Regions from separate parts of the Mus musculus genome. Here all the other regions are linked to region 2. A link is a loop called in an ENCODE intact Hi-C map of the cell type or tissue named here. Cell type or tissue: left cerebral cortex. All regions are shown on one strand.

Evidence for each region. Hi-C counts contacts between places; a loop is a spot of excess contacts. Peaks named below come from ENCODE experiments on the same cell type or tissue, not always from the same donor. Only the 100,000 strongest peaks of a DNase experiment are listed, where the experiment ranks them.
Region 1: a loop joins it to region 2, with 2.2 times the contacts of the local background. A loop is called at or near these places in 2 of 42 quality-filtered maps.
Region 3: it touches region 2 in a loop (5-fold over the local background); 3 of 42 quality-filtered maps call a loop at or near these places.
Region 4: it touches region 2 in a loop (2.8-fold over the local background); 3 of 42 quality-filtered maps call a loop at or near these places.
Region 5: a loop joins it to region 2, with 4 times the contacts of the local background. A loop is called at or near these places in 12 of 42 quality-filtered maps.
Region 6: a loop joins it to region 2, with 2.5 times the contacts of the local background. A loop is called at or near these places in 6 of 42 quality-filtered maps.

Annotation. Positions count from the first base shown.
Region 1 is chr6:113,074,186-113,079,185 of GRCm38, forward strand. It overlaps Setd5 (SET domain containing 5), which reads left to right and starts at 3,454. Exons shown (of 22, transcript NM_028385.1): 1 at 3,454-3,527. It overlaps Gt(ROSA)26Sor (gene trap ROSA 26, Philippe Soriano), which reads right to left and starts at 3,059. Exons shown (of 3, transcript NR_027010.1): 1 at 2,989-3,059. In left cerebral cortex, CTCF peaks have their summits at 436 (motif pointing right), 1,935 and 4,427; DNase peaks (open chromatin) are centred at 1,327, 2,000, 2,335, 2,623 and 3 more places; H3K4me3 peaks cover 3,806 bases; H3K27ac peaks cover 3,653 bases.
Region 2 is chr6:113,233,065-113,238,064 of GRCm38, forward strand. Mtmr14 (myotubularin related protein 14) reads left to right here and starts at 4,779. Exons shown (of 19, transcript NM_026849.2): 1 at 4,779-5,000. The coding sequence starts at 4,902. In left cerebral cortex, no CTCF peak of the experiment used is centred here; DNase peaks (open chromatin) are centred at 2,357 and 4,682; H3K4me3 peaks cover 867 bases; H3K27ac peaks cover 703 bases.
Region 3 is chr6:112,698,073-112,703,072 of GRCm38, forward strand. Gm35824 (a long non-coding RNA gene) reads left to right here. Exons shown (of 2, transcript XR_377964.4): 1 at 1-183; 2 at 298-415. It overlaps Gm26799 (a long non-coding RNA gene), which reads left to right and starts at 1,708. Exons shown (of 2, transcript XR_869361.2): 1 at 1,708-4,805. In left cerebral cortex, a CTCF peak has its summit at 2,496 (motif pointing right); a DNase peak (open chromatin) is centred at 2,542.
Region 4 is chr6:113,378,240-113,383,239 of GRCm38, forward strand. Arpc4 (actin related protein 2/3 complex, subunit 4) reads left to right here. Exons shown (of 6, transcript NM_026552.3): 2 at 2,487-2,605; 3 at 3,724-3,835. Among named protein-coding and RNA genes, the nearest start is that of Arpc4, 2.6 kb to the left of the region's middle. In left cerebral cortex, CTCF peaks have their summits at 2,385 and 3,492 (motif pointing right); a DNase peak (open chromatin) is centred at 1,244; H3K4me3 peaks cover 1,160 bases; H3K27ac peaks cover 492 bases.
Region 5 is chr6:113,305,672-113,310,671 of GRCm38, forward strand. It overlaps Brpf1 (bromodomain and PHD finger containing, 1), which reads left to right and starts at 1,466. Exons shown (of 13, transcript NM_030178.2): 1 at 1,466-1,666; 2 at 4,132-4,737. The coding sequence starts at 4,142. In left cerebral cortex, CTCF peaks have their summits at 1,514 and 2,664 (motif pointing left); DNase peaks (open chromatin) are centred at 973, 2,172 and 2,655; H3K4me3 peaks cover 3,054 bases; H3K27ac peaks cover 2,254 bases.
Region 6 is chr6:113,170,491-113,175,490 of GRCm38, forward strand. Lhfpl4 (lipoma HMGIC fusion partner-like protein 4) reads right to left here. Exons shown (of 4, transcript NM_177763.3): 4 at 1-1,468. The coding sequence ends at 1,368. Among named protein-coding and RNA genes, the nearest start is that of Lhfpl4, 22 kb to the right of the region's middle. In left cerebral cortex, a CTCF peak has its summit at 2,283 (motif pointing right); a DNase peak (open chromatin) is centred at 2,295.

The DNA of each region.
Region 1 (5,000 bases), 160 kb before region 2:
AATCCAAAATTATCATTACTTGCTTTCATGTTTAGTAATGGCTGCAGACTTAGCTTTCAGCTTTGTATAGATGAAGCACAAAAGTTAAGTAAAGCTAGCAGTTTAAACAAATAGGATACTAGAAGTTCAATTTTTATTTCTTTATTGCTTAGTGTAAGAGAAAAGACATTAAAGTCTGCATTGGTCTTCTGTATCCCACAAGTCTGCAGTTATGGCTCCTCTGTCCACAGTTACACTTCAAATAAAAATTAGTTCCTTGGTAACATTTCCAGTGCTTAAAGAGTAATTTGATTATTGGCTACCATATTGGAACAAACACAAAGTATTTCATTACTTCAGTAAATTCTACTGGAGACAGTATTCTCTTTAAAAAAAAAAAAAAGAAGAAGAAGGAGGATTTATTTATTTAATGTGAATACACTTGTGGTCTTCAGACACACCAGAAGAGGGCATCAGATCCCATTACAGATGGTTGTGAGCCACCATGTGGTTGCTGGGAATTGAACTCAGGACTTCTGGAAGAGCAGTCTGTGCTCTTGAACTCCGAGCCACCTCTCCAGCCCCTGGATAGTATTATTATAGAGCACAAGCACACACAACACAACAACCTAAAAACCAAGCTTCACAAATACATTTGTTGCTTAATCATTTTACTTGTGTTTGGCTACAAGTCAAGCAAAATTATAGGTCCTGAAGAAGCTTGGCAAAATCACATTTAGACCAGCAATAACGTGTAGAATGCCATGAGTCAAGCCAGTCCAAGAGAAAGCACTGCTTAAATAGAAAAAATACAAGCTCACAAGACCTTAGGTCAGGAAAGACAACAAACACCTGAACTTTGCATTCCAAAAGGAACCACCTTTTACAGATGTGTACAATGACAAAATTTTAGTAAGCAGTAATCAATACCATGTGGCTCAATAATGAAATATACCTTTTAATGTCTTAAAATATCAGCCTGGCAATATGTAAGATACATCAGGTAATATTGGGGGAGGAGACATCCACCTGGAAACCATTAATGGTTAATAGCTCAGTTTATAAATGGAGAAAAAGGAGAGAGGCATTCATGGGAGTGGAAAGTTAAGCTTTAGGTTGGATTCTCAATACATCTATTGTTGTAAAACTCCCTGGACTGAGAATAGGCCCAAATGTGGAACACCACCTGACGGGAGAGGTGATAGACACTGAAAATTAAGGATCAAGGCAAAGGATCAACAAAAAGTGTACTAAGGAGTTATAAAAGAACTGCAGTGTTGAGGCCCCAGCTACAGCCTCGATTTGTGGTGTATGTAACTAATCTGTCTGGTTTCATGAGTCATCAGACTTCTAAGATCAGGAAAGGGAAAATGCCAATGCTCTGTCTAGGGGTTGGATAAGCCAGTATAATAAATGAAAATGGGGCTAAAATGAGTGTTCTAAAATACCTTTTGATAAGGCTGCAGAAGGAGCGGGAGAAATGGATATGAAGTACTGGGCTCTTTAAAAATGATTAAAATTCTGCTTACATAGTCTAACTCGCGACACTGTAATTTCATACTGTAGTAAGGATCTCAAGCAGGAGAGTATAAAACTCGGGTGAGCATGTCTTTAATCTACCTCGATGGAAAATACTCCGAGGCGGATCACAAGCAATAATAACCTGTAGTTTTGCTGCATAAAACCCCAGATGACTACCTATCCTCCCATTTTCCTTATTTGCCCCTATTAAAAAACTTCCCGACAAAACCGAAAATCTGTGGGAAGTCTTGTCCCTCCAATTTTACACCTGTTCAATTCCCCTGCAGGACAACGCCCACACACCAGGTTAGCCTTTAAGCCTGCCCAGAAGACTCCCGCCCATCTTCTAGAAAGACTGGAGTTGCAGATCACGAGGGAAGAGGGGGAAGGGATTCTCCCAGGCCCAGGGCGGTCCTCAGAAGCCAGGAGGCAGCAGAGAACTCCCAGAAAGGTATTGCAACACTCCCCTCCCCCCTCCGGAGAAGGGTGCGGCCTTCTCCCCGCCTACTCCACTGCAGCTCCCTTACTGATAACAACTCAGAGCGACTTTGGGAGAGCAAGTGCTTCCTGCCTCCAAAACAGCCCAACTGAGCCCTCGCTCCTTCCCTCCACTCCCCGGAGTGCGCGATGGAGGTCTGGCTCAGCACGCCCCTCTTGAGGCAACTCAAGTCGGAAACGTGCTTGCACCCGCCCCGCAGCCGCTCAGCCCTACTGCCCGTCCCCGCCCCCAGCGCGCGCTTCCTGCCACGTTGCGCAGGGGCGCGCGGCCAGACTCTGCGGCGCGGGGCCGAGGGGAGGGCCGGAACCTGGGAGCGCCTCCTCGCCGCCCCCGCTGGCCGGCGGATGGACTCAACTTGCACGAACACGAGCCAATGGCAAGGGCCAGTTTTCTGGGCCCCGAGAGCCAATCAGACGACGAGGCCCGGCCGGCGGCGGGTAAAACGACTCCCCCAGAGGAAGGGGAGGGTGGGCGGCCGCTCGCGCGCGAGCTACTTTCGCTGACCCTCCCTCCCCTCCCCCGCCCCGCCAGAGGCCGACCGCGCCCGCACGTCCAGCTCGCCTCACCCCACCTACCTCCCGCCCCACCCAGTGGGCAGAGCGAGGCTGCCGGCGGCTGCGCACTCCGGCTGCCGTTAACTGACAGGCGCCTTACGCCAACCAAAACACGCCATTTGTGTTTTCACACACGGCGGGAGGAAAAGAAGCCAATCAGCGACGAGACGTCGGCCGGAAGCGCTCCTCCGCTGCCCCCCCCCCCCCGAGCCATGGCCGCGTCCGGTGGAGACTTTTCCGCTCCCTTCTCCCTCCCCCTCCGGTTGCTGCAGGGCGGACCGCATTCCTGCCCACCACCCGCTTGCCCCTTCCAGCGTCACGACTCGTACCCGGCTGTCTCACAGAACGGCTCCACCACGCTCGGAGGGCCTGCCGCGGCCGCCCATCCCCGCAAACGCACCAAGCCGCCCTCCCGCCAGAGTCCCGATCCCCTACCTAGCCGAGGCTCTCTGAGGAGCCGGAGCCCCAAAGCACAGCCTCTTCTTTAGGCGGCCCCGGCAGCCTCCGCTGATTGGCGGCGCACCGGCCAATAAGTGTGGGGCGGTGGGCGGAGAGGCCAATGGCGCGGCGGGAGGGGGCGTGTCCCGCGTGCCCCTGGCGCCGGCACTGGGAATCCCCGTGCGGTCAGTGGCGTTTCCGCTCGGGCAGCGGGCTGAGTGAGCTGCCGCCGCTGCCGCCGCTGCCGCCGCCGGGGGAGGGGCGGCCGCCGCCCGCCTGCGCTCAGAGACTCACGCAGCCCTAGTCCCGCCAGTCCGCCAACACAGTAGTGCCGGCCCCCTCCGCCCCTGGCCCTCCCCCTCCCCGCCTCGGGCTCGCTCCGCCTTTTCTGCCCCCCACCCCCACCTCACGGGTACGGGCCATTCCCGGCCAGGAAACGCCGTGGCGCCGCGTTGGGCCTAACTCGAGTCTCGCTGCCTCCCGGGAGTGCCGTGCGCCGCAGCCCGGGCCCAGGCCCCGGCAGCGCCTGGGTCAAGGTAAGGGTCCAACAGAAAAGAGACACCGAACCACACGACCGGGCCCCGGGGGAAAGAAGGGTCACCTCAGTCTCCCTGCGTTCCCTCTCCTCGGGGTCGTGGGCCTGGGCCTCCCCAGCCTGGTAGCAGGAAGATGCTTGCCCTTTTCGTCTTCTCAGCTACCTTTACACACCATTGCACCGCTCTTGCCCAGAGAGAAAGGCTCTCCTTCATCTAGTCGACCCCACTACCTTTTTAATGTCTTCCCTGGGTCAGGACTCTTCCCCTCCCCCTACTCTGGTCTCCCCTTTTTGCCTGGGTATTGCCTACTCCACGTTTATACCCTTTTCAGGAGAGGCCTCCCAACCCTGCTCTCAAAATACACATACTTTTTTTTCTGTCCCTGAGCCCCCCACCTCCCCTGTTCTTGCGGCCTTGTGACAACTCTGGTCGCTCGTGGGGGCCCAGTCCTCCCCTCCATAATCTTCCTGAACGCCTCTCCTCTGGTTTTCCAGTTCCTATCTCAGATGGCTGCTGCTTTTCCCACACCAAAGACATTACCTTCGCCACCCCCACCTCACATTCTTGGACTCCCTGTGGCGTATGCCCCAGTATCCTTGCGATATCCCTGTTGAATTTGTAGGGTTCTAGCCTGGAATTGAGCCAGATTTTGTCGTTTTCCCTGCCTAGGGCGTGGAGAGCGATCTTTTAAGAACGACTCTAAAGAAGAGGGGGAGGGATATGCCCCTATGAATCCGTGCAAGCCAAGATCCTAGGTAAATGGTAGTGGGCAAAAGCCCTGGTTTTAGTAGGTAATCGCTCAGAAGGAAAGTTTTAACTCCTGGGAAAGCCCCTTCTATGCTAATTTATTCTATCGGGCGCCTTTGCCTTTCTCATTCTTAGGAATAAGGATCTTTCTCCTGTGTACTGATGCTGCAGCCCGCCCTGCTGGCCTGGGTCAGGGGTGCGTGGATGACCTGCATTTTCTGCTTTCTCATGTTACTTGTGTAACGTCTTCACCAGCAACTCATTTTTCGCCCAGAGCTCTGGGCTCTGGGTTTTGTCTATACCTGGATTCCTTTTGCCAATTGTTCCTGTGCTCAAAATACTTAAAAAGATTCAGGTTCTCGAATTTCCTCCATACCTTGACTAAATTGTTTTTAGATGACATATTTGTGACCAAGGTCATGTTTACATTACTTCCTTGCTTATATGTTAAATACCTATACTTTTGATTGGGGAGGATCCAGATGGAGGAGGTTCCAGGAGGAGGTTTGTGTGCAGCATATTGAGAGGAAAGTGTTTTGATGGTTAATTTGATATTAATAATGGTTTAGGTCGCTAGGAGGAAAACTTTAAGAGGTTATTTTAGATGTGTGCAATCTGACCTAGGACTAAAGCAGAGAATACTGACATAATTAGAGATTTCTGAGTTTGGAGGACACAGGAATTTCTTTTCCCTGGATTTCTTCCAGTTTTCTCAGGAGGATCATT
Region 2 (5,000 bases):
CTAAAAACATGATAGTGTGTGTCTATAACTCCAGCACTCAGCAGGTAAAGGTGGGAGGGAGAGAAGTTCAAGGTTATAGATTGTTGGTTACTTAGAGTCTAACCTGGAGTACAAGAGACTCAAAACAGACAACGAAGCAAAGCAAACATACGCACCCAAAACTGAAAGAAAAGGAGAATGTTTGGAAATGGAGTTCGAAATTTGGGAGATGCCTTGAATGCAAGTTTGAACACAGTTTGGATATTTTATTTTTCTATATAGTAGTTTGCTATGTAGCTAAAACTAGCCTGAAACTCTCAGTCCTTCTGCCTCAACATTTTGCACTGAGATCCCAGGTGCACACTTGTATTACACCTGAATTGCACCTGTGTTGCACCTGTACTACAGGTGCACACCATCACACTCATCTCTGGGTTTTATTGTTACATTTTGTTTAAGCTTTGCACTAAAAAAAAAATATTTGAGAGGAGAAAGCTTTGGTGGCTTCCCTGTAACCCCAGGTCTTGGGAGGTGAAGGCAACAGAATCAGCTCAAGACTAAGGCCAACCTGAGCTACAGAGTAAGACCATGTCTCAAAGGCAACAACAGAAACTGATAACGTTTTCCTGGATACAGGTTTATTAAGCAAAAGTGATCCTCTTTAACCTTAGTATCCATAGCAGATGTACTTCTAAACAGCCTTGGCTTTCTTGTCGGCTTTAGGGACACAGCACCCCCCTCAATAGATGTCTGTAATTTTCCCCTCTTGTAAGCCTTGAAGGTCACTGGTTCTCCAACCTTTGGGACAGGACCTGTCAGTCTTAGAATGGTGTCAGTGCAGAGTAGCAGGTGTAGGATGGAGGTAGGCTCAGAGGTGCTGGCCACTCTCATTGGGAGGGTACCAGCAGGAATACCTGAGATGAACCACTCATTCATGTAGCCCAGACTGCAAAGCACTCGAGGCTCGAAGGCCATAATACTTTTGTCTGTGCTTCCAGGTGCAGCGTCTTCCTCAGCTGCAATCACTCCTCCCTAAGGAGGAATTTGTGAATGTCAATCTAGCTCTTGCTGGGCAGCAGTATGGTGCCTGATACGATAGGCCAAGGCTGGAAAGGAAATACTTATTTGAATTTAGTTTTAAGAGACTCTCCTTCTGTAGCCCAAGCTGGAGTCAAACTGAGAGCAATCCTACTGCCACAGTCTCTCAGGGGTTAGAACTATATGTGAGACTATGCACTTTTCCTTGTTGGAATCTTAATGGGAAGAAAGGGACTATGCAAAGACATTTATGCCCACATGTAGTCATTTAAAAAACATGTCATCCCTGACTTAAACCAAAGGTGATAACTTTTCAATAAGTTTCTTTGAATCTATTAGGTATTCTTCTAAAAAAATGTTAAAATAAAACTTTTGATATTAAAGCACCTCTAAAATAAAAGGGTTTATTGAGCTGCTCAGATCCAGCAAAAAACAAAAACAAAACAAAAAACAAAAAACAGCCCTGAGACAGATTTTTACAATTTACAGCAGTTGGGCTAGATGGAAATTGGGAAATATCACGGGCATAGGAATAGTAGTACACCTTTTGTGTGTGTGTGTGTGTGTGTGTGTAGGGAGCGGGAGAGGGAGAAAGAGGGGAGAGAAGGAGAGAGAGAAAGAGGGAGGGGGGAGAGAAGTTGAGAAGAAAAAGATTTTTTACTTCTAATTTACACTAAGCACAAAATCTCAGAGCTGGTATGTAGTTCAGTGGGCGTAGTGTTTGCCTACCTTGCAGGAAGGCCTCGGTTCCACCCCAGTATTGCAGAACAGGTGGAGTGGCATGTAATCCCAGCTCTCAGGAAGTGGAGACCAGAAGACCAGGAGTTCAAGGTTATCAAGTTTGATATGTATGAGACCCCATTTCAAAAATACTTTAAAGTCATTTTTAAAAAAACAGTTGGGAACTAGACATGGTGGCACCTGAATGTTAGCCTGGAACTCCCTGGGTATCTCAGGCAGGCTTTGACTCTCAGTCCCTTGTCTCTGCTTCCTGAATGCTGGAGGGAGAGGTATACACTATCCTGGACTACATAGTGAATCCCGGGCCAGCCTGCGGATACACAGTGAGTCTATGCCCATGATCCCCAAAGAAACAAAACCAAATGAAGAGGGGGGAAGGAGGAGGAAAGAAAAATGGGTAAAAGATGTTTACAAGCACCCAAGAGAGAATATTCAAATCAGCAATAAATATGGAAAAGGTGATCAGCTTCATTAATCAGGGATATGCAAATTCAAACCAAAATTAACTCTACCCAAGAAGCCAGATGCAGGAGAGGACACGTTGTCTGATTCCATTTATAGGAATGTCTAGTGACAGAAAGCAAGTTGGTGGCCGTCTGGGGGTGGCGCTGAGTGAGAGCAACCAGCAGAGGACGAGGGTGTTTTCTGGGGTGATAATATAATTGGAGGATCACCTCCGAATGAGGATTTTATACTTTGTCAACAGTCACAATTAAAGCGGCTGTATTCACGCGTATGTATTCTATATTTCAGCTTGAAATATAAAGAAGCTTGATTTTTGGCCAGATTCAGTTTTTATCTAGAGCCTGGGGTAGGAAGGTTCTTGGAGCCGCAGAGTCTATTGCCAGTCTGGGTAATATAGTGAGATTCTGTTACCAAAATTAAAAGAGGAGCTCTGTAGAGTTCAGTTGGTACAGTGTTTGCCTATCTACTCAAGCCTTAGGTTTGATTCACAAAGGTCTCTAGCACTGCTAAACTAGACATGTTACTACATGCTTGTATCTCCTCAAGAGGAAGAGGCAGAGAAGTATAAGGTGATCCTCAGCTACACAGGGACCTTGGGGCCATCCTGGGCTACATAAGACCCTCTGGAATGGAGGAAGGGTGGTTGCTTTTTGTCTGTTTGTTTGTTTTTTGAGACAGGGTTTCTCTGTATAACCCTGGCTGTTCTGGAACTCACTCTGTAGACCAGGCTGGTCTCAAACTCAGAAATCTGCCTGCCTCTGCCTCCCAAGTGTTCAAGTGTTGTGATTAAAGGCGTGCGCCACCACACCCGGCTGCATTTTTTTTTTTAAAGCCCAATAAGATATCACTAGTAGGGCTGGTGAGACAGTGTGTGTGTATTTACCAAAAATATCTACAAAATAACTCATAGCAACAGATTTTTTTGAGAGTCGCACACTGTAGTACCACAGCTGGTCTTGATGGCTCCTTTGTCTTTTTGCCTCAGCTTTCGGAAGGCTTCACTCACAGGTGTAAGCCATTGCGATTGACTAGAAAAATCTTAGAGACATTATGTTTGTTCTACTTTTGTTGCTATGATAAAAACAAAAGCAAGCCAAGAAGAGGTTTATTGAGCTCACACTGTCACATCAGTGACATCATCATTGAGGACCATCAGGCAGGACAGGAACTCAAGCAAGAACCTGGAGGCAGAAAGTGAAGCAGAGGCCATGGAGAAATAAACACTGATTACCAGCTTGATCCCTGTAACTCTCTCAGCCTGCTTTATTCTACAACCCAGGACCACCTCTCCAAAGTGGATACCTCCCTCTGCATCAATTAGCAATCAAGAAAAGGCCCCACAGACATGCTCAGAGGCCAACCAGGTGGAGGCAATTACTCAACTGAAGAGTCCTTTCCCCAAGTTGGGAAGCAAGAATAATCATCACAGTTTAGAAGACGAGACTAAATAATAATTTTTTTAAAAAATGCATATTTTGATTCTATTTGACCATCGCCAAAAGGGAAAACTAATTTCCAGTATTAGAATTCAGGACAGGACCTAGTTGAGCATGAAGAGTGACTGACAGTCAGCAGGGGTTGTGGTTTGTGTTTTCCTTAGATTTCTTTACAAATCTAAGAAAATGAGTACTTTTAGGCACTATGTTAACTTACTATGTTTTCACAGCATCAATTTCATTTTGAGAGTTTTCTTTCGACATAAGTTATAGCTTAATCAACTGTCTGACTGATGGCCAAATGAGCAATTCTCCCTCAGATATACAATACTGAAGGAGGCCTTAACACCTTCTCTCTAAACATCAATACTTGGGGGTAGATAGTACACACATCTTCTGAGACTAACAATTCTAGGAATTTGGGACTGATATTTGAGATTCTCAGCACCCAGAAAGTGGAGGCAGGTGAGTCAGGAGTTCAAGGCCAGCCTTGGCTATACCACAAATAATTACCTACATCAAACAACAAACACCAGCCCAATACACAAACAACTCCCTAGACAGGGAAGAACTGAGCAGGAGATTGGCACGTGTTGATTTATGATGAAAGCAGCTGATAGGAAAATGAAGGAACATTATTATCTACACTTTTTTAAACATTTTTAAAAAATTAAGGTGTGGTCTGGGCTAGTCTCAAATGCCTGATTCTCACGCTTCATCCTCTGGCGTTTGCCTACTGACACCAGCTAGAAAATCTTTTTAAATAAATAGGATGATGGTCCACGCTATATTGGCAGGGACGTCCATAAGAGCAGTGGAGAAGTGCTGTTTGAAATGCTGTTTTGATTCTTGCAGCTCTCGTCTTCTTGCTGCCAGCACTAACTCAGGCCTCCGGCGGTTCCTTCCTCTCTTGTTGCCAATGGTTCCCGCCTTTCCCCTCCCCGCAGCCGCGGTGGTTTAGCCCGGCTTCCCCCGGGGAAACCCCTTGGGCGGAGCGCGGCCCCCGCCGTGAGGCCACTTGGATCCCTCCGCGTCAGGGGTGGGCCGGGGACCTGTGGGCCGGGCACGAACCCCGGGCTCTGATTGGCTGCGGCGGGAGTAAACATCCGGAGAGGTGGGGCGGGGCCGGAAGTGGAAGAAGAAGGCGGCGGCTGAGTCGGTTCAGGAGGTTTTAGAGCCGGAGTCCGAGCTTCAGGTGCCATGGGCTGGGGGAAGGCGCCCTGAGGGGACTCGAGGCTGTGCATGGCGGGTGCTCGGGCCGCCGCCGCCGCCTCGGCGGGTTCCACCGCCTCGTCGGGCAGCCCGCCGCCTCAGGAGCCCGGGCTCTGGGAGCTGCTGGAG
Region 3 (5,000 bases), 530 kb before region 2:
CGGAACCCAGTGTCAGAACAGCAAGAGGATTCAGACACTGAATCTAGCAAGTCGGCAGCCAGGAGGTAAATGGCAGATTAGATGCAAGGTGGATTTGTACCAACCCATCAGGGGAGAGTACTCACATGAACTCTAGGTTGAGTTGGGTGCTGCTGGATAGTTCTGGGAACATCGGAGGGGCAGGTGGCAGATTAGATGCAAGGTGGATTTGTACCAACCCATCAGGGGAGAGTACTCACATGAACTCTAGGTTGAGTTGGGTGCTGCTGGATAGTTCTGGGAACATCGGAGGGGCAGGTTGCCGTGCAAAGATACGGCAATAACAAAAAAGCAAGTTTGCCATAGTTATTCCTTTAGGGTTCTCTTTGGATACTGGGCAATTAGGTTAACAAATGACTGGGGAGTGAAAGAGAAATGTGTGAGAAAAGAGGGAAGAATAGGGGAGGGACAGAGAGAGGGGGAGGAAAGGAAGAGAGGGGGGAAGGAGGGAGGGAAATGAGGAAAGAGAGAAAAGAGGTGGGGCTGGGGAGGCACTCTCTTCTCTGCAGAGCCTCCAGGTCACACCCCAATGCCATTCATCTCTGAACTCTTGCCACCAACCACTCAGTGAGATGGAATTAATGAGCAAATTACCAGTGAGCTCACATTCCCAGGTCATCTTTTCCTCCTGAGCTAAATGTTTTCCTCCTGTCCTCTTTAGCAGCACCCAAGGAGCCATGTCACCTCTGGGCCTAGGGAGGAAAGTTCCAGGGAACAAGCAGGTTCTAGAAAGACCATTATGGGCTCAGGGCAATATGCCTCCCCTTTTCCCTCCCTTAAGCCTCAAGAGCCATTCTCCTGTCTCCTGACAAGCTGCCGTCTGTCTCTGAGAAACATGCCCTTCTTTTAGATCAATAACGAGCTTGTGCCTCTTTATTCAGGAGCAAAAACAAAATGTTCTGTATTTAAAAAGCAGACAAGAGTCAGAGGCTCTCCCATAATACTTAGCCCCAAGTGAAGAGCCAGGATAGGTTGACTCCATGAAAAACAGATGCCCAGTAAACTTGAATTTCAGATATACAGCAAATAATTTAGAAGTATAGTGTGTCACAAACATATAACATACCTATATTTTAAAAAATATTCCCTGATTATCTGAAATTAATGGTTTAACCTGGACATCTGGTGCCTTTATTTGCCAAATCTGACAACCCTAATCAGGGCAATGTCTTCCCAGCCAAGTGGGACCTGTCCTTGGCTCACCCTGGATGTCTCACGGTCCTGAGCTCCTGCCAAAGGCCTCTTTGCATCCCACCTTCATCTCTTCCCTCCATCCTTCTCATCCTAATTCACTTTCTTAAAGAGTTTGGGATTTTGCCCTCCTTCCTTCCTGTCTTCTTTATCTCTCCCTTCTTCCCTTCTTTCTTCTATTTTTGGTTTTATTGTTATTTGTCTGTCTGTCTGTCTATTTGCAGTACTAGGGGTCAAACCCAGGCTCTGGAGTTAACTAAGCAAGCATTCTACAGAGCTACATCCTCAGCTCCTCTACTCTCTCAGCTTCCCTTATTCCTTTTAAGGTTCAGCTATTTTATGTTTGAATGTTTTGCCTACGTGTCTGTCTGTGCACCACATGCATACCTGGTATTTGCAGAGGAAAGAAAGAAGGAAAAGGAAGGAAGGGAGGGAGGGAGGGAGGGAGGGAGGGAGGGAGGAAGGAAGGAAGGAAGGAAGGAAGGAAGGAAGGAAGGAAGGAAGGAAGGAAGGGAAAGAGAAAAAAGAAAGAGAAGAAAAAGAAGAAAAGTGCTGAATCCGTGGATCTAGTTATGGCTGTGAATAACCATGTAGATGCTTGGGATTCAACCACAGGTCCTCTGGAACAGCAGGAAATGCTTTTAAACACACCAAGCTATCACCCGAGGCCCCAGCCCTGTGGTTTTTAAGACAAGGTCTGGCTATGAAAGACCTTGCTTTTACCTGCCACGTGCTGATGCTCCAAGCTATACTGCCCCACAAGACCCAGCCCCTCCATTCATTTTACTAAATGTTTCCAGCCTCCTGACACCCTTTCCAGGAGCTGTGTACACGAGATGACAAATCAGATATGGTCCCTGATCTTGAAGAGCTGACGCCCTGGGGTTGGAGGAGAGATGACATAGACAAGGGAGTATGAAAGAAAGTGGAAAGCGAATGCATTAAAGTCCAATGGCTCAATGTAGAATGGAGGAGTGCATAGGAGTTCCTAGCCTTGTCAAAGTGTCCAGATTTGAATCTCTCCACACCTCAATTTTCTAATCTGTAAAATGAGCTGATCCGAGATAGCATTTGCATTAAAGGGACTTTTAGTATTGCAGAGATATTTTAAATTCAAGTGCAAAGCTAACATAGACAACATACATGATTTTAAAATCTGAGTAATAGATATAGCAAATTAACTAAACTACTACCTGCATTATTTTAAAATTTTGAAAATTTCCACCAATATTAGGACGTTTGCTGGCTGCCATCTTACAAGTGGCCACATGGGGGCAACAAAGTACCATACAAACTGAGACTGAGCTGGTCAAGCACCCCATTAACCCATAATTCACTCATATTTTGTCTGGTCATTTAAATGACTTTAATGAACTCTGAGTATGTTCAGGAAAAAGAATTGAATCAAGGTGTAGTCCACCCTTAACCTCAGCCATCAGGAGGGCAAGGCAGGCAGATCTCTGGGAGTTCAAGGCTAGCTACAGCTACATAGTGATACCTTGCCAAGAAAGAATGAAAGAAGAGGGGAAAGGAAGAGGAGGAGGACTATGCCCCTGCCCCACTCCTGTCCTCCTGAGGTTTCTGACAAGCCCCTAAGGTAGGCACTATCACCATATCTGTTTTAGACACAGAGATTCTGGGAAATTAGAAATGTTTCCTCTTCTGAAATGGTCCCTGAAGAGGAGCTAGGGAAAATATAAGAGCCAGAGATCAAGGAAGATTGAAGCAAAATAGTCTTCTGGAGAGGATGGCCCGTTGCACTTAGGAATGCACAGCAGCTGTGGTTGGCTGCACAAGATGAAGCCAGTGAACACCCCAGCCTGGAGTTGGCGTGGTGGTTTGAATGTGTTTGGCTATTAGGAGGCGTGACCTTGTTGGAGTACATGTGGCCTTTGTTGCAGGAAGTGTATCACCATGGAGGTGGGCAATGAGACCCTCCTCCTAGCTGTCTGAAGTCAATCTTCTCCTTTTTGCCTTCAAAACAAGAAGTAGAATTCTTAGCTCCTCCAGTGCCATGCCTGCCTGGATGCTGCTGTGCTTCTGGCCTTGATGATAATGGACCAAACTTCTGGACCTGTAAGCCGGGGCCAATTAAATGTTGAACTTTATAAGAGTTGCCCTGGGCGTGGTGTGTCTTCACAGCAATGGAAACTCAAACTAAGACGGAAGTTAATCCCTGGGACTGGGGTGTTGCTGTGATGGGCCTGACCATGGTTTTGTTTGGAGGGATGTGGATTTGGGGGCTTTGAATTTGGAAAGCTATGGAATGCTTTAAGTAGGACTTGATGGGCCATCCCAGTAGGAATATGGAAGACATTGGTGCTGAGGGTGATTTGAACTCTGGAGATCTTTCTTAATGACGTTTTGGTGAAGAATGTTGCTGCTTTCTACCCTTGTCTGAAAAGTCGGCCTGAGGCTAAGGTAAAGAGATTTCGGTCAATTGCATTGACAAAGGAAGTCTCAGAAAAGCCCAGCATAGACTGTGTCCTCTGGTTTACTCTCATGAAGAGAGTTTTGATCAAGCACAGCAAGCTTAGGCATTGAAGAAGTTGGAAACAGAAAGCTAGTGATAATGCAATAGAACAAGGGGGCCATGTTCTAGCCCCAGCAAGCAGCAGAACTCAGCAACTTTAGCCATGTTGCTCTGGCTTTAGAGTTAAGACTAGAAGGGCCTACTGGCATGATTGATGCTGCTTAGCTGGAGCTAAGAAATTAGTGGTGATTAAGAAGAGACCAGCATAATTGAAATGAAATATTCTTGCAAGTATCTTCTGAGAGCACAAAGAAGCTGTGTTCCAGAGATAGCCAAGGTTGTACCTCATGCTGCAGTTGGACTTGGTAATGTGTAAGAATCACCCAGGTAGTACTGGTTTTGAAGGCATGAAGGGGTCATGGAGAGCAGCTGAGGCTTGGCACTGTGAGAGGCCAGGGAAGGTCATTGGTGAAGGTGCAGCCTCAGTTGCAGGTAACAGCCCAGGACTTAAGGGGTCAGGCAAAGGAGGAGAATTGGCACCATGAAGAGAGCCTTTAAGAAGTTATGGGTGAAACCTAATTGTAGCCTCCCTCAGCCCTGAAGCAGGCTGATCCAGACTTTGACCTTGCTGCCACTGAGAAGATTACCTAGGGTGGAGCCTTCCGACCTAGATGGCTCTTTTGTTCAGTCACCTGCCACTGCTCTCTCCAAGGCACTGCTACCTGCCAAGAATCCCCTGAGATGTTCTGGAGGAACCTCCTATTCTGCACTGTCGCCTACAGGCTGGCTTCAGACACCAAGAATGGACTGGCAGGGGATGGGCTTTCCCCTTTTATAGGCACACTCTCTTAGTAAACTGGTGGGCCTTGAACAGAATCATGTCTTGGTCTCCATTAATCTCTCGCCGTCTAAGTCTCTTTCAGCCCCAGCCTGCCTCCCAGGTGTACCCAGTTCAAGTAGACCACAGGCTGGCATACAACAGATTGGTGTCTGAGCCAGGGACCTTGAGAACGGCGGGAAAGCACTCAGGGAATCACTGTCTTGTATGGAACTCCAAGGGGAGAAAAGAATCAGAGATCGAATCGGGCATGGTGAGCAACAGGTATTTATGCTAGCGCTGGCTTTAAACTTCATTTTTTTAAAAAGTGTTGCTGGAGGTGCGGAAGGATATGGGTTAAGTTTGGAATAGTGCTAACCCGGTACTTTTTCCACTTAGGATTTGACAGCGAAATAGGTGTGGGACTAGAAACTGTGAATCAGGAGGTTGTCCACAGCTTTTAAAAGCTGTTTCAGAAGT
Region 4 (5,000 bases), 150 kb after region 2:
GTTTTGCCTGTAGAGGCTGTGGGTCTGGGGGAGATGCTGCTTGCCGCTAGGGCTTGCGGCCCGAGGTTGCCCCGGGATGAGGAGGCACGGGGAGGATGGAGAGGCAAAGGGTGGGGCGAGGGCCGAGGCGAGGAGGAAGGGGCGAGCCAGGAGGCTCTCTGAGCAAGAGCAGGCCCGGAAGCTTCCAGGTTGGGAATCCCGGGCTAGAATGACCTCTCCCCGATGTTCGGAGGGGGCAGGAGACCGGGCTGCGAAGCCCGTGGTGGTGGCTTGCAGCTGAGGTAGGACCGCTCTGCGGGGCCTCCTCTCCGTCCACGGTAGAGGTTGGCTAAGTACAACCCCCTGTCCCTGCCTGCCTTCGCGGTCTCACGGGACCTCGAGGCAAGTGTCCACTTCATCTTCTTACTTCTTGGCGCTTCCTGGAAGCCTTGCCTTCCAGCTCCCAATGAAGGTTCTGTGTTGCTTGCCTGCATTCAGACTCCTTCCTAGATGTGCAGAACCGTGTTGACCTTAACGTGTGTAAATGTTGATGGCCGCTGGTCCTCCTCTTTCATGCTCGGGTTTGGGATCTGTGGGTGCTCCGTGCAGTTGTTCTCCGAAAGGTCCCAGGCTTCCCACTACTTTCTCTGGTCAGCCCTTGACGACCTGAGTTCTAAAGGCTGGACTGCTTGTTGCACGCCCGGGAATGCTCTCAGGGAAGAGACTTTGAAATTAGACCCTCTTTTTCAAAAGTCACTTTTTAAAGCTTGCTCCAGTGTTAGTCCTAACTGGTTTCATTCCTTAGCGTGAAAGCCATTTCCTGCTGACTGAGTTTTGACTTTGCGTTTTTAAGCATTCAAGTTTATTGTACAATTTCTTCAAGCCACTAAAGGGTAACTATCACAGGGCTGGTCATCTAAAATTTAGTTTTCTTTCAATGAACCTTGACAAAATAATCAGGTAGCCACAATCGAGGTAGAGAAAAGAATATTCTATCACTTTCCCAACGGTACTTGTCACCGCACACAACTAATTTTGCCTTTCCGGTTTTGCCTCTTCTTGGTTGACATAAGAGAATGCTGTGGTATGGAGCTAGAACCCACTGCTGAACTACATGACAGCTGTTTTTTAGCCTTTATCCCCTCTGTCTGATGTTTGTCTGTCCGTGATCCTGTGCTTGTCTCCGCTGCCCCACGCAGCCTGTGCCTCTTCTCTGCCACAAGTCTCACTTCCTTCTCCATCCCGTCCTCCAGAGAGCCTCTGTGCAGCGGTAGCCCTGTAACTTCCTTCTCAGAAAGTCCCAATGCTTCCTGCTACATTGAGAGAAAAACTCAGTGGAAAGCATTCTAGACTGTCTAGGGTTTTATCCCAGCCTGCCATTGCAGCCTGATCTGTGCAATTTAAAGCAGTTTTCACATACAGAAACCTTGCACTCGTTACCAGTTTGGAAAGTCTTAATGCTCTTGTGTAAATCTAGCCCTGCTTAAGTTAGTTCATTTGTTCATTTACTCTCCAGAAAATTGGTTTGACCTGATGTATAGGAGGTGCTGGGCTAGATACAACCTGACAACTGAATAGAAGTTGATGTCTGTAGACCACGAGAATTACAAACTGGTGAAGGAAAAATTTATTCCTAACGTTCTGTTGTGAATTTTATGTAAAGTGAACATACCATAAACTGTAAGAAATGCATTGAGGGGGAAGTCAAAAAGGCCACTTTGAGGAAGGAAGGGGCCTTCTCCACTGAGCTGAGCTCTGAGAGGCTGAGCTAAGCTGCGGGGAGGAAGGGCTGCAGGTGATGGATGCTCCAGCATGTGATAAGCCCTGGGGGGAGAGAAGCCTTGCCCGAGATAATGTAGCTGGTCATTGTAGCTGACCTTGTCCACTGAGAATGGACAGCTTTTACTTTTTCTCATTGTAGAACCGTCCTGATCCTGTATCTGGTCAAAACCAGTTTCTTTAGACAGTCTAGATTATTTTTAAGACTAGCTAGTTTTATATGTTGCCCTCTGTTAGCCCTTGTGATTCTCGCCCAGTTGAGCTGTTTGAGGGTAGAAGAGAGATCACTTCTGAATTCCCAGCAAGTTCAGGACATGGATTGATACACTTGTCAGTGCAGTCAGCAGATAGGGATATGGCTCCTTCTAGATCATCAGCCTTACCTAGCTCTGGCACTGGTGATGCTGTGTAATTCTGTTGTGCATGCCAGGATATTGCAGCATGTCTTGCCTGTGTGCACTTATATCTGTAGTATCCCTGTCCCCAGGCTATGACAGTCAACTATTTCTTCAAACTTTGTGAGATGCCAAGCTGGATTATCTGCTGCTGGGAACCACTCGAGATTTTGAGTGGACTGCATCTTGAAGACTGGCTGTAGTCTGTTCTGTGTGACAGCCCTGCAGGAAGCCTTCGGTACTGCCTGTTGTGTAGGAGCTGCAGTGAGGGACTGGCTTTGCTTGGCTGAGGCAGACTCTGACCCTTCCTGTGTCTTGGGTTTATTCCTGCAGACTGCCACTCTCCGCCCCTACCTTAGTGCCGTGCGGGCCACGCTGCAGGCTGCTCTCTGCCTGGAGAACTTCTCCTCCCAGGTCGTGGAACGACACAACAAGCCAGAGGTCGAAGTCAGGTAGGGAACGAGGTCAGAGTGGGGCCGAGAAGAACATCCCCCAAGAATAAGCCCTGCCCAAGGGGGCCAGGGATCTATGCTTTTGCACTGTCAGGCTACCTTGAGTGACATTGGTCTTGTTGCCAGATGAATAGTTCCTCCTGATTTGGTTAATTCCAAAGCAGGGTCATAGGGCTCCCATTCAGAACCTATGGGAGACCTACCCCAGAGTGTGACCTTTAGAGCAGAGCTCTGGGGACGTGTCTCCAAAAGCGTGACAGCCACCGGCAGCCCCAGAAGGTCACAGGATTTAGATCCCAGAGATGATGCCGCTAAACTTTATTAATGTAAGGATCGAGACTTTTTTTTACTTTTGATCTTTAATATGTCTGACAACTTAGACCTTTTTACACTCCATATTTTGAAAGCAGTCTTCTCTTGACTGGTTTTTATTTCATAAATAAGTATTCTTCCTCTTTGAAATTTCACCTGGCAAGGAGATGATAGAACACTGCTAATCCCAGCACATGGGAGGCTGAGGCAATAGAATCACAGGGACAGGGCTAGCCTCAGCTACACAGTGGATCCTCTCTCAAGAAACCAAAAGCTGCAGCGGGGGTAAATCTGCGGTGTACATAGTTGTGATAAGCCACGCCCCCACATTAGATGATAAAGGTAGTAAACCCAGGTCCTTGGGACAGGCTAGGCACACACTTTACAACTGAACCGTATCTCCAACTCCAATGTAATTTATATGACTCAAACTATTGTAGCGTTAGGATGGACTGCTGCCATTTGAGAGACATGGTATGCTGCGTGCTATTACTTGATATACATGGTTTTCACTGGACATTTTATTTATTTTTAAAGATTTATTATTATATGTAAGTACACTGTAGCTATCTTCAGATGCACCAGAAGAGGGCGGCAGATCTCATTACAGATGGTTGTGAGTCACCATGTGGTTGCTGGGATTTGAACTCAGGACCTTTGACAGAGCAGTCCGTGCTCTAACCGCTGAGCCATCTCTCCAGCCCCGCTGGGCATTCTCCAACAGTGACAGTTCATAGAGCACAGGTACCTTTAGAACTACACAGAGTCAATGGCACCAGCTTGATTCTCTGCCTCTGTGGTTTTAGGAGTAGCAAAGAACTGCTATTACAGCCTGTCACCATCAGCAGGAATGAGAAGGAAAAGGTTCTTATTGAAGGCTCCATCAACTCTGTCCGGGTCAGCATTGCTGTGAAGCAGGTGAGTCACCAGGGATCCCATTGGAATGAATGGTCAGAGAGCTAGATTCAGAGCCTGCTTCCAGGAATTCCCTTGGGATTATGGGCACTAGCAAACAGAGCCAAGCAAGGTGGCACATACCTATAATCCTAGCCCTTGGAAGGCTGAGACTGAGGAGGGACAGCCCAAGACCAGCCTGGGCTACTTGGTGAGTCCCTACCTAAAAAACAAAACAAAAAGTTGGTCAGTAGAAAATAATGCCAACAGCCCTTATCATAGGCCTGGCAAGGCCATGGGGGTCAGTTAGGTGTTGGAGCAGAGAAGGTTTCTAACAGGTGATGGCTGTGTGCTCTTAGGGCAGTTCCAGCACTGGTTTGATAGTCAGTTTCTGAAATTGCCACACAACACATGCATATACAGAATTCTCAAAAAAAAAAAAAAAAAAAAAAAAAAAGAGAAAAGAAAAGAAAAAAGAAAGAAACCAGACTATCCAATTCTAGCTTTTCTTTCAGAAACAGCTGTGTAAGCCAGCAGTGTGTGGGATGATACACCCAGAGTCAGGAAAGAAAATGCCAACAACTGTCAGACTTAAAGATCTGCCTAATAATAATTGCCCAGACAAATGTCACTGCATTTGCTTTGTGTATTTTCTTTTTCTTTCTTTTTTTTTTTTTTTTTCGAGACAGGGTTTCTCTGTGTAGCCCTGGCTGTCCTGGAACTCACTCTGTAGACCAGGCTGGTCTTGAAATCAGAAATCCGCCTGCCTCTGCCTCCCACGTGCTGGGATTAAAGGCATGCACCACCACGCCCAGCATGCTTTGTGTATTTTTTCTAGAAGTTTTCTAGTTGGAGGACCTACTTATAGGTCTTCTGTCCATCTTGAGTTAGTTTTTCTATGTGGTGTAAGCTTAGGGTCTATCGTCATTCTTTCACATTGGAACACTCCGTTGTCAGAACAATTTGTTGGAGAAATTGTTGCCATTGTGTGGCGTTGGTGCTTTTGTTGGAAATCAGGTGACTATAAATATTTGAGTTTCATTCTGAGCTTTCTGTTCAGTTCTAACTCATATATGTATACGATAGAATTTCCATTTTCTAGCACTTGGGAGGCAGAGGCAGGCAGATCTCTGAGTTTGAGGCCAGCCTGGTCTATAGAGTGAGTTCCAGGAGAGCCAGGGCTACACAG
Region 5 (5,000 bases), 73 kb after region 2:
GCTGTATGGCTCAGCCTGACCTGGAACTCATAAGCAGTTGGAGCAATCCTAATTCAATCCTCTTGAGTGCTGCGATTACTGGTTTATTCTGAATTTTCTGGATGAGTATAATAGCTTGTATTTTCTTTGTGCATGCGAATCTTATACAACAGACACTGTATTAGGCAATTTACAGTCTTCAACTCTCTTAATCCTTATCATAACCCCGGGACAGAGGGACTATATATTATCCCCATTTAATAATGAGAAACTCCGCTGCAATAAGCCATTTCTTTATAGAAACCACCGATTTTACGCCAGACCCCCCCTTTTGACCAGGAAACAACTTGGAGTGCTGGTTTTATTGGCATTTCTCGGGGGAAACGTGTCATAAGAAAACGTGCACTTTAGGGAGCTGAATACCAAGTCCGCATGAAAATAAACCGCGTTCTCAGTGACTCTAGCATCTTGGAAGACTATCATACTCTTCAGTGACAAAACTACAAGCACTGCTTGACAATGATGATCCCTGACATCCAAATTCTCTGAAACCCCCAGGAACTGACAGAATTTTCGAGTTCCAGGTTTACAATTGAAGAACCCAAAGAAGAATTTCCCACGATCACACTTGAGGTGTCAGTCATATTCAATGGGCTGTGTGTTTTGATACCGTCTTCCAATCAGCTACCGGTAACCTTGTAGTCCAGCGCTGCCAATCTGAGTCCTACAGTTTTACTGGAATGCACTGGAACCTCCCCAAACTCAGTTCCCTCATTAGGGCCACGCCTCGTCACCCTTCAGTCTCACATTTCAGCGGAAGCCCCGCCCCTTACGTTCCTAAGTCCCGCCCTTACCCTGCAGCACTGTGGTGCGCTTTCCCAGCTGTAGCTTCATCCCTAGTTTAGCTCCACCTTCCAGGCTTACCCAAAGCTCCGCCCTTCGTTACTTGGGCCCCTCGGGCCCACTCTTCCGGCTGCGGTCGTCGCATCAGGGCACCGCTTTCCCGCAGCTCCACCCCCTAAACACAAGCCCCTCCCGCGCCGGCCTAGTCTTCCCACGTCGCCCCGCCCCTGACCATATCTGCGGGCCTCTGCGGCTCCCTTGCGTTCGTCCGGCTCTAGGCCCTGCCCTCAACTCCGCCCCACCCGGCGCTCCCGCCCCGTTCCTCCCAGTCGCCTTCCTCGGAGACCAAGGCCAGGTCCCTACCGCAGCAGTCGCGCCAGCAGGAGGGAGGGAGCAGGCGGCGGCAGAGGGGGAGGGGAGAAGGGCGGGCTCCTCACGCCCAGCCTCGCGCTGCCTGTCCGTAGTCGCAGATTCGCCACAAACGGCCCGAGGACTCAGACTCCCCAAAACTGAGCTTTCGCTCGCCAGAAACTCCACTTAGAACATGGAGGCGCTTGCTGAGCCCTTTAAGGTGTCCAGAGATCTTTTTCAGACCGACAGGTTGGTCTCAAGCTCCTCAGTAGACCGGCGAGGAACCGTGGCGAAAGTGCGTCTATACAGCGCCACGGGACCACGTTTACCCTGGCGGACGCCGTCGCCGTCGCTGCTGCTGCCGCCGCTGCCACAGCCTTTGCCGCCACGGTCTCGCCGCTGCTGTTCCTGTGCCGCCTCCAGGAGCCCCCCCATTGTCCCGGCGGCACCGGGTTCCCAGGCCAGAAGATCCAAAAGCTCGGGAAACGCGAAGGTGCTTGCGGAATTGCGACGCTGGGGCACCGGCGGGACCAGGAGTGGCAGGGGTCAGCGCGGGAAGCCGGGGGAGCCGGGCCAGAGAGTGCGGGGCAGGAGCCGGGGCGGCCAGCTTCGCTTCCGAGAGTTCGGGTTTCCCCTTCTCGGCCCGTCTCTCATCGCCGGCCTCCCACACGGGGTTGGAGCCCCGGCGGGCGCCCCCGGCGATGAGCCCAGACTGGAGGTGGCCGGTGAGTACGGGCCGGGGCCGGGAGGTAGTGCCAGTGGAGAAGGGGCAGCCCTGGCGAGGCGCCTTAGGCTCCTCCTGAGCCCCTGGAGCAGGGAGAATTGACATGCCATTCGTTCGTGGGGAGCGTCCGCGGCAGCAGTGTTCCCTTTGAGGCTGCCTGGGCCAGAGGCAGAAGGGAAACCTTGTTTGACTTGTTACACTTTGACAAAAGGGAAGCGGCGCAGCATCCGGGAGATTGGGCTCTAGCCCCGCGGGCCTTGTCCCACCCCTTACCCCTTACTTCCTTCTGCTCCTGGAGTTCCCGGGAGTAGGTGCTTCCGCCATATCCAAGGGCCCCAGGGCTTTCAGAGCTAAGTTCTGGACACCTTCGTGCCTCTGACGCCAGGTCCCTTGGGGCACTGTGCTAGTTCGGGAACCAGGGCAGCAAAGCCAGAACGGCAGCGTTCACCAGGGACCCGGCTTGGAAAGTGTTGAGCTTGTTTGTACCTATAATTGGTTTTGTGTTTAAAGGCACAGCAGCAGGTAGGAAATAGAAGTGAGTTGGAATTGAATGTGTAGCTTGGCTGACTTGCTGTCGATAGATGGACGAGAGCTGCCCATTCTTGTAGTTAAGCCTCAGGAGAAGGAAGGAAAGGCTGAGAGTTAGTGTTTGTCAGGGAGGTTAGGCAGGCCCTGCATTGGTGGTCCTAGGCACTAGTTCAAACTAGTCCTGAGAGAAATTGGAGCGGTACCAGACTAAGCTGGGCTCCCTGGGGTTTGGTGCCATCTGCTGTCTCTACTCACCCAGAAACTGAGGTGGGGGAGGGTTAGCCTTTGAGAACCTTGGAACATAATGCCTAGATTTTTGTGATCATGTTTGTGTCCTGGCATTCAGTAGGCCCTGAGTTAATGTTGCATGAATCAGTAAATGAGGAAACCAAGTGTAGCCTGTGCCGTTTGTCCTGCGGAAATGACCATTTCACAAGGTTTCTCCCTATATCTCCCCACCCAGTTCCAGGGTGAGGTTCCCCATTAAGACTTCAGCGATGCACTGATTGTGTAGTTCAATGGTTTCTGTTGGAATCTAGGACTCAGTCATTGGCCACTCACTCAGGCATACAATAAGCAACGTTTAATGCGTAATCTGATCTTCCTCAACTCCTAATCTGGTGGTCTTCTCATTCAGCTATTCACAGGTTTCATGGTATTTGCCCAGGCTTGGGAGTCCAATGCATGCTAGGAACTGGGGATTTAGAAGTAAATAGGTCTGGTATTTACTGAAGATCTCCTAGTAGAATGGGAGAAAACCAGAAAATGTCACACTGGAGGTGAGAATAAAATGCCACGGGAACAGCTTTTCCTTGAGAGAGTGAAAAAAAGTCATAATAAAAGTGTCATTTGGCCGGGCGTGGTGGCTCACGCCTTTAATCCCAGCACTTGGGAGGCAGAGGCAGGCGGATTTCTGAGTTCGAGGCCAGCCTGGTCTACAGAGTGAGTTCCAGGACAGCCAGGGCTACACAGAGAAACCCTGTCTCGAACCCCCCCCCCCCAAAAAGTGTCATTTGAACTAGGTCTTGAAGAATTTGTAGGAGCCCACCATTCAACATTCCTAATTGAGAGCCCTTTGAACCTTGAGAGATTATAACATGTAGGGAATTTTATGCTGCAGTGTGAGCCCACCTCCAGTCTGGGCTTATTGTCGGGGGCGCCCGCCAGGGCTCCAACCCCGTGTGGGAGGCCGGCGACGAGAGACGGGGCCGAGAAGGGGAAACCCGAACTCTCGGAAGCGAAGCTGGCCGCCCCGGCTCCTGCCCTGCACTCTCTGGCCCTGCTCCCCCGGCTTCCCGCGCTGACCCCTGCCACTCCTGCCAAACCATAACTACTGAAAAGAATCTAGAAAGGAAGACTAGGGACAGAGAGCAAAAGGAATTTCTTGAATGTTATATTAGATGGTCTGAATAGAAGCTGGAGAGCAGCTGGAGGCTTTTAGTAATGTAATTGGTATGATCATTGCTACTTAGTAGAAGGATCACTCTTGTCACTTTATGTGAGACTAAGCCAAAGGAATTGAGACATAGGCAGCAATAGGTTTTAAGGGCCCAGACTAGGACCTTTGTAAAGAAGCTGGCACCTAGAGATGCTCTAAAGAGAGACTGGCCAGGATATCCTTGGGAAAGGAAGGCTGAAGAGAATCTACTGTATGGTGTGGGAGCTGGAAACTGTCAGGCCTGTGCTAATTGGTCTGTGTATTCTAGATGTGACAGCATGGGGGTGGACTTTGACGTGAAGACCTTCTGCCACAATTTGCGGGCAACTAAGCCACCATATGAGTGCCCTGTGGAGACTTGCCGCAAGGTTTACAAGAGTTACAGTGGTATCGAGTACCACCTGTACCACTATGACCACGACAGCCCACCACCCCCACAGCAGACCCCACTGCGCAAGCACAAAAAGAAAGGGCGCCAGTCACGACCAGCCAACAAGCAGTCACCCAGCCCCTCTGAAGTCTCACAGTCACCAGGCCGAGAGGTGATGAGCTATGCTCAGGCCCAGCGCATGGTAGAAGTGGACCTTCATGGCCGTGTCCACCGAATCAGCATCTTTGACAACTTGGATGTGGTGTCAGAGGATGAGGAGGCCCCTGAGGAGGCCCCTGAGAATGGCAGCAACAAGGAAAACACTGAGACACCTGCGGCTACACCTAAGTCAGGCAAGCATAAGAACAAGGAGAAACGAAAAGACTCTAACCACCACCATCACAGCGCTCCTGCCAGTGCTGCTCCCAAATTGCCTGAGGTGGTGTATCGTGAGCTAGAGCAAGATACCCCTGACGCACCACCCCGGCCCACTTCCTACTACCGGTAAGACCACCACCATCTCCTACCTCTAGAAAACCAATCAAAACCAATCGAGATGACAGTCTGATAGGAGACAGCCAGTAAAGGAGCACTAGTCTGCCAAGGCAGTGTGAACTGTCCTTTAGCCCTACTGGCACATGCCAGGTCCTGGGTTCTCTCACTTCCTGCTCCCTTTGTAACATTTTTTAAGAATTGGGGTTTTTTTGTGTGTATGTGTTTTGATTTATTTCTGTTTTTGAGACAGTCTGAGTTTTCCCAGGTTGGCC
Region 6 (5,000 bases), 63 kb before region 2:
AGGGAGGGGCCCCCCACTGCAGGAGAAGAGAGATCTTCTCATCTGCCCTTTCCTAACACACGCACACACACACACACACACACACACACACACACGCACACACAAACACACACATACATACATACATGCACACACATACACACGCACACACACACACACACACACATACACACATACACACACGCACACACACACAAACACACACATACACACATACACGCACACACATACTCACGCATACACACGCATACACACACATACACACACATACACGCACACACTCATGCACACACACCTACCTCAGCTCCAAGCACTGCCCATGAGGTTGCAGACCCTGGGCTTATCGCAAGGCGAGAAGTGGGCAAAGAGGAGAAAGAGGCAGGGACAGGGTAACAGGGCCTGGGGTGGGGACAAGGGTACCCTGTTCAGAGGTGACCTGCAAGTTCAAGTTAGGCAGAAAAGTATCAAAGACGCAAGACAGTCTCTGCCCTTGGCAGATGTCCAGGGTGTAGGAAGCATGAGAAGGAGAGGGGTAACCCCTAAGTCCCCACCTCTGTGCCCCCTCTCCACAGCCACCAACCCTGACAATGGGCCTGAGAAGTCTATGCTGTACAAAACAGGCCAGGCTCGAGGGGCCAGTCACCAGTGAGATATCCCAGTAGGGAAGAGGCCAGGCCAGCCTCAGGCTGGAACTAGCTTCCTCCTCCCACAGCCTCCAGAGCCCGTGTCTCCCCCTCAGACTCTGAGGTGATGAAGGACTACCAGCAGCAGGAAGGAAGACCCTATCCTTTCCCCCTCAGCACGGCTCAGATTCTTTTGAGAGCTGGGTGCAGGCTTGAATGAGGGAGGCAGAGGAGGCCCCGTTGGGGGGCTGGTGGCACCTGGAGCTTTGTGGCAGATGTGGTGGGACCATCATCAGCGAATAAAAATAAAGTAGGAAAGAGTCTGGCCCTCCTGGGGCAGTGTGTTGAGTAAGTCTCTTTAGGCGATCAGGACCGGCAGGCAAGGACGCAGCAGGCAGCCCTGCACACTGAAGGGGTCCAAGGAGATTGCGCGGCAGAGCGTCCTTTCCCTGGGGATCCCCAGGGACCTCCAGCTAGTCTACACAGGAGAGAAGGAAACCGAGGGACCAAAGAGGGAGGCCCAGGCTCCACTAGGTCCAATGGAGGCGGGGCCAGACTCAGGATCTCAAGGGCTCTGCCTTCTTGCCAGGCTGCCACCTAGCCCCTGCCTCTCTTCAGAGCCCGGAGGAGGTCCGTGTGCAGCCAGTTCAAGATTTGGGTCTGGAGCTTGAACGCAGGAATGAGAGGGCAGCAGACGGGATATGCTGAGGTCAGGCCAACTCCTGGGCTATAAAATCCCGGCTTTCAGGGTCCCTGTGTGTGAGCAACAGGGCATGGTAGGACTCCCCAGCCAGACACATCACCTCCTGGCCGCAGCACGGAACTTACTGTAGTGCCCACGAAATCTGTGGGAGGAAGGGAGGGGAGGGGAGAAAGAGAGAGGGGGAAGGGGAGGGAGAGGAAGAGGGAGAATGTTAGAGCCTGTGAGGTCCCAGCTGCCCCCTCAGCCACTCCCCAAGACACAAATGGCCAGAAGTGACTAGAACCAAGTCCTTGAATGACAGGTCAGCCTTAAGCACACCATGTAACCCATTAGCTGTCATGTGTGAAATAAAGACCCTCTCCCACTCCACAGGGCCATTCTGAAAGGTCATAGCAAATGCCTTTGACTTGGAACTGGCCTACAGTGTCCACCTCCATGAAGCAGTTAAGGATGCAGATGGGTGGAGCTCCCCACATCACTGGTGTGGGGAGTTTTATTGGGCAGGAAGGGGTTGTTTTTAACTCTCTTGTATCCTAGGCTGGCTTTGAATTTACAAGGTAGCAGAGGCTAGCCTTGATCTGATTCTCCTGCCTATGCCTTCAGAGTACGAAGCTTACAGGTATACACTACCATGACTGGCCTCCCATATCATTTTAACAATGAGCTGTAGCTGGGAAAGTTGGCTCCCATCTTAATCTTAACTCTTAACAGGAGGCTGAGTGAAGCATAAGGCTTGCCACAGGTATGGGGGCAACCTGGGCTACACAGTAAGTTCCAGTGTATCCTAGTCTACAAAGCAGAGCCATGTCTTTCAAGTAAATGAACTTGTGAGGGAGCCATGTGGGAACAGGAGAGAGACACTGAATGGACCCATCCACTGAGAGGTTCATCCATCCATTGCCAGGGTAGCATCAGAGAATCCACATAGGCTTAGCCTTGCACTTCTGGAAGTTGCCACCAGGGGGTAGGTCCTGACCTCAAACCAAGACCAAAGAACCTACATGATGGGAGGGATCTGTCAGAGCTTTTAAGGTCAGATTAGCAGAGAAATGTCCCAGGAAGCTAATAAAAGGGGACAGAAAACCTCTAGCCTGGCTGAGCTGTAAGATAAGTAGCGTGTTGTAGAACCTTGGCCTCACTGAGCTCTAAGATAGGTAGTGTGTTGTCGGACCTTGGTTCTGGACTCGAACCTGCGTTCAAGCCCTGACTTCACTACTTAGATGACTTGGAGCAAGCTCTCCCTCTGTGTGCACACCATCCCCTGCCCCACCCTTGTTCTCACCTGTAACCCGGTGTTCATAATGCCTGCCTGCAGAGGCCTGTTAGAGCTGACCGCTTTGAGCATCCCCCAAGTACTAGACCCTGCTAGCCGCTTTGCATACAGAAACTTTCCCCTCAACCTGACAGTCCTGGGAGACGGATCTGTTCTCATCACCCTGGTTTTATGAAGTATGGGAAACTGAAACTCGAGGGCAAGTAATTCCTAGGCTTAACCCGCTTCTACTCTAGTCTGTGCTCACCATTCAAGAAGACTTTAAGCACAACACTGAGGTCTCCTGCTAGATGAGTAGACACGCAGCTGTGTATGTTATCATTTAAGCTCATTGTATGGTGAGCAGAGACCGTAAGAAATGACTGTAAGGAGTGGACAAGCTAAGCATAGGTTGAACCGCGGGAACCACTGCTCTGAGACTCAGTCTAAGGACCGTGTGCCCATACACACAAGCATCCACCACAATGCCTCTCTCAGAACTGGGGGTAGGCTGACATTAGGGTCAGAAGACTCTGCTTGACCTCAGCCCTTTGGAGGCTATCTGGCACTGTTATTATATTTTATTTCTGAAGACCCCAAGGGAAAAAACTTGTGAATGTGTGTGTGGAGGTAGAAGAAAGATATTCACTGTAGTGTCATCAGGAAACCTCAGACCTTCCCTAATAGAAGAAGAATAAAATAAACCACCATTCAACCCGTGCGATGACGTGTGTGGGTACCAATCCGCTTAAAAGCAGTTACCTCTGAGAGTCTGGCTTTCTGTGTAAATTGTTTCCTGTTGTTTTGAGACAGGATCTTGATATGTGGCTCAGGCTGACCTTGAGATCATAATTCTCCAATGCCAGCCACAAGAGAACAGGGGTTATGCAGGTATGCATGACTGAAATTGTTTGTTTTTCTTTTTAATTAAATGAAATTTATTATTCATGTCTGTGGAAGACATGTGAGGTTGTGTGAGATCAGAGTACAGCCTGGGGGTCGGTTCTCTCCTTCCACAACGGGGTCTAGGCTTCAAACTCAATTATCAGGGTTTCATAACAAGCCATCTTGATGGCCCTAAATTATTTCCTTGTTGTATTTTACTGTTACTTGATATATGTAATATGTAATACACCAGTTATACAGCATGATGTAATAAATTTGTGAATGGTACCATTCAAAGCTGTAGCTGTTGATAATTTGCATATAGCACAAGCCCCAGTCTCACACCCTAGGTTCCTCCCCTTCAGACCCAATCCCAGATGACCACCCTCCCAGCTTCTGTACTTATCTTTTTTAAGGTTACTTTTGTCAGGCGTGGTGGCACATGCCTTTAATCCCAGCACTTGGGAGGCAGAGGCAGGTGGATTTCTGAGTTTGAGGCCAGCCTGGTCTACAGAGTGAGTTCCAGGACAGCCAGGGCTACACAGAGAAACCCTGTCTCAACAAAAAAACAAAAAACAACCAAACAAAAAAAGATTATTATTAAAATTTTATTTATGTGTGTATCTCTGTGTTGGTGTAAGTCACATGTGTTCACACAGATGCTTGTGGCAGCCAGAAGAGGGCTTTGGCTCCCCAGGGTCTAGAGTCAACAGACAGCTGTGAGATGCCCAACCTGGGTGCTAGGAACCAAACTCATGTCCTCTAGAAGAACTGCACATGCTTTTCACCATTGAGCTCTCTCTCCAGCCCCATTATTTCTTTGTTTTTAATATATATTAAATACATTGGTTATAAATGAAAATATATTAAGTATATATTAAATAAATGTAATATATTTAAATATATTATATTTTAATGTATCATTATATATTATATTAAAACAAATTATATATGTTATATAATATATATGTATATATGTGTATATATATGTATGTATATACATATGTGTGTATAATATATATGTGTATATATACATATATGTGTGTGTGTGTGTGTGTATATATATATATATACATATATATATACACATATATATGTGTGTGTGTATGTATATATGTATATATGACCTGGTGTGTTGGTGTAGGTCTGTAACCTGAATACTTGAAGTGTGATTAAAGGAAGATTAAGGCTATCTTTGATTATATAGTGACTTGAAAGCCAGCTTGGAGATGCTGTCTAAACAACAACAAAATGTGTGGGAATGGTGACTCTCCTGTAATCCAAGTACTTAAGAAGTTGAAGCAGGAAGAGCGCTGTCAACGTCAAATCCAGCCTGGTATTGAGTAAGACCCTATTTTTATTTTTTTTTTAATTTTATTTTTTGTTTTTTTGAGACAGGGTTTCTCTGTATAGCCTTAACTGTCCTGGAACTCACTCTGTAGACCAGGCTGGCCTCGAACTCAGAAATCCTCCTGCCTCTGCCTCTCAAGTGCTGGGATTAAATGCGTGAGCCACCACTGCCCGGCAACTTCCATTT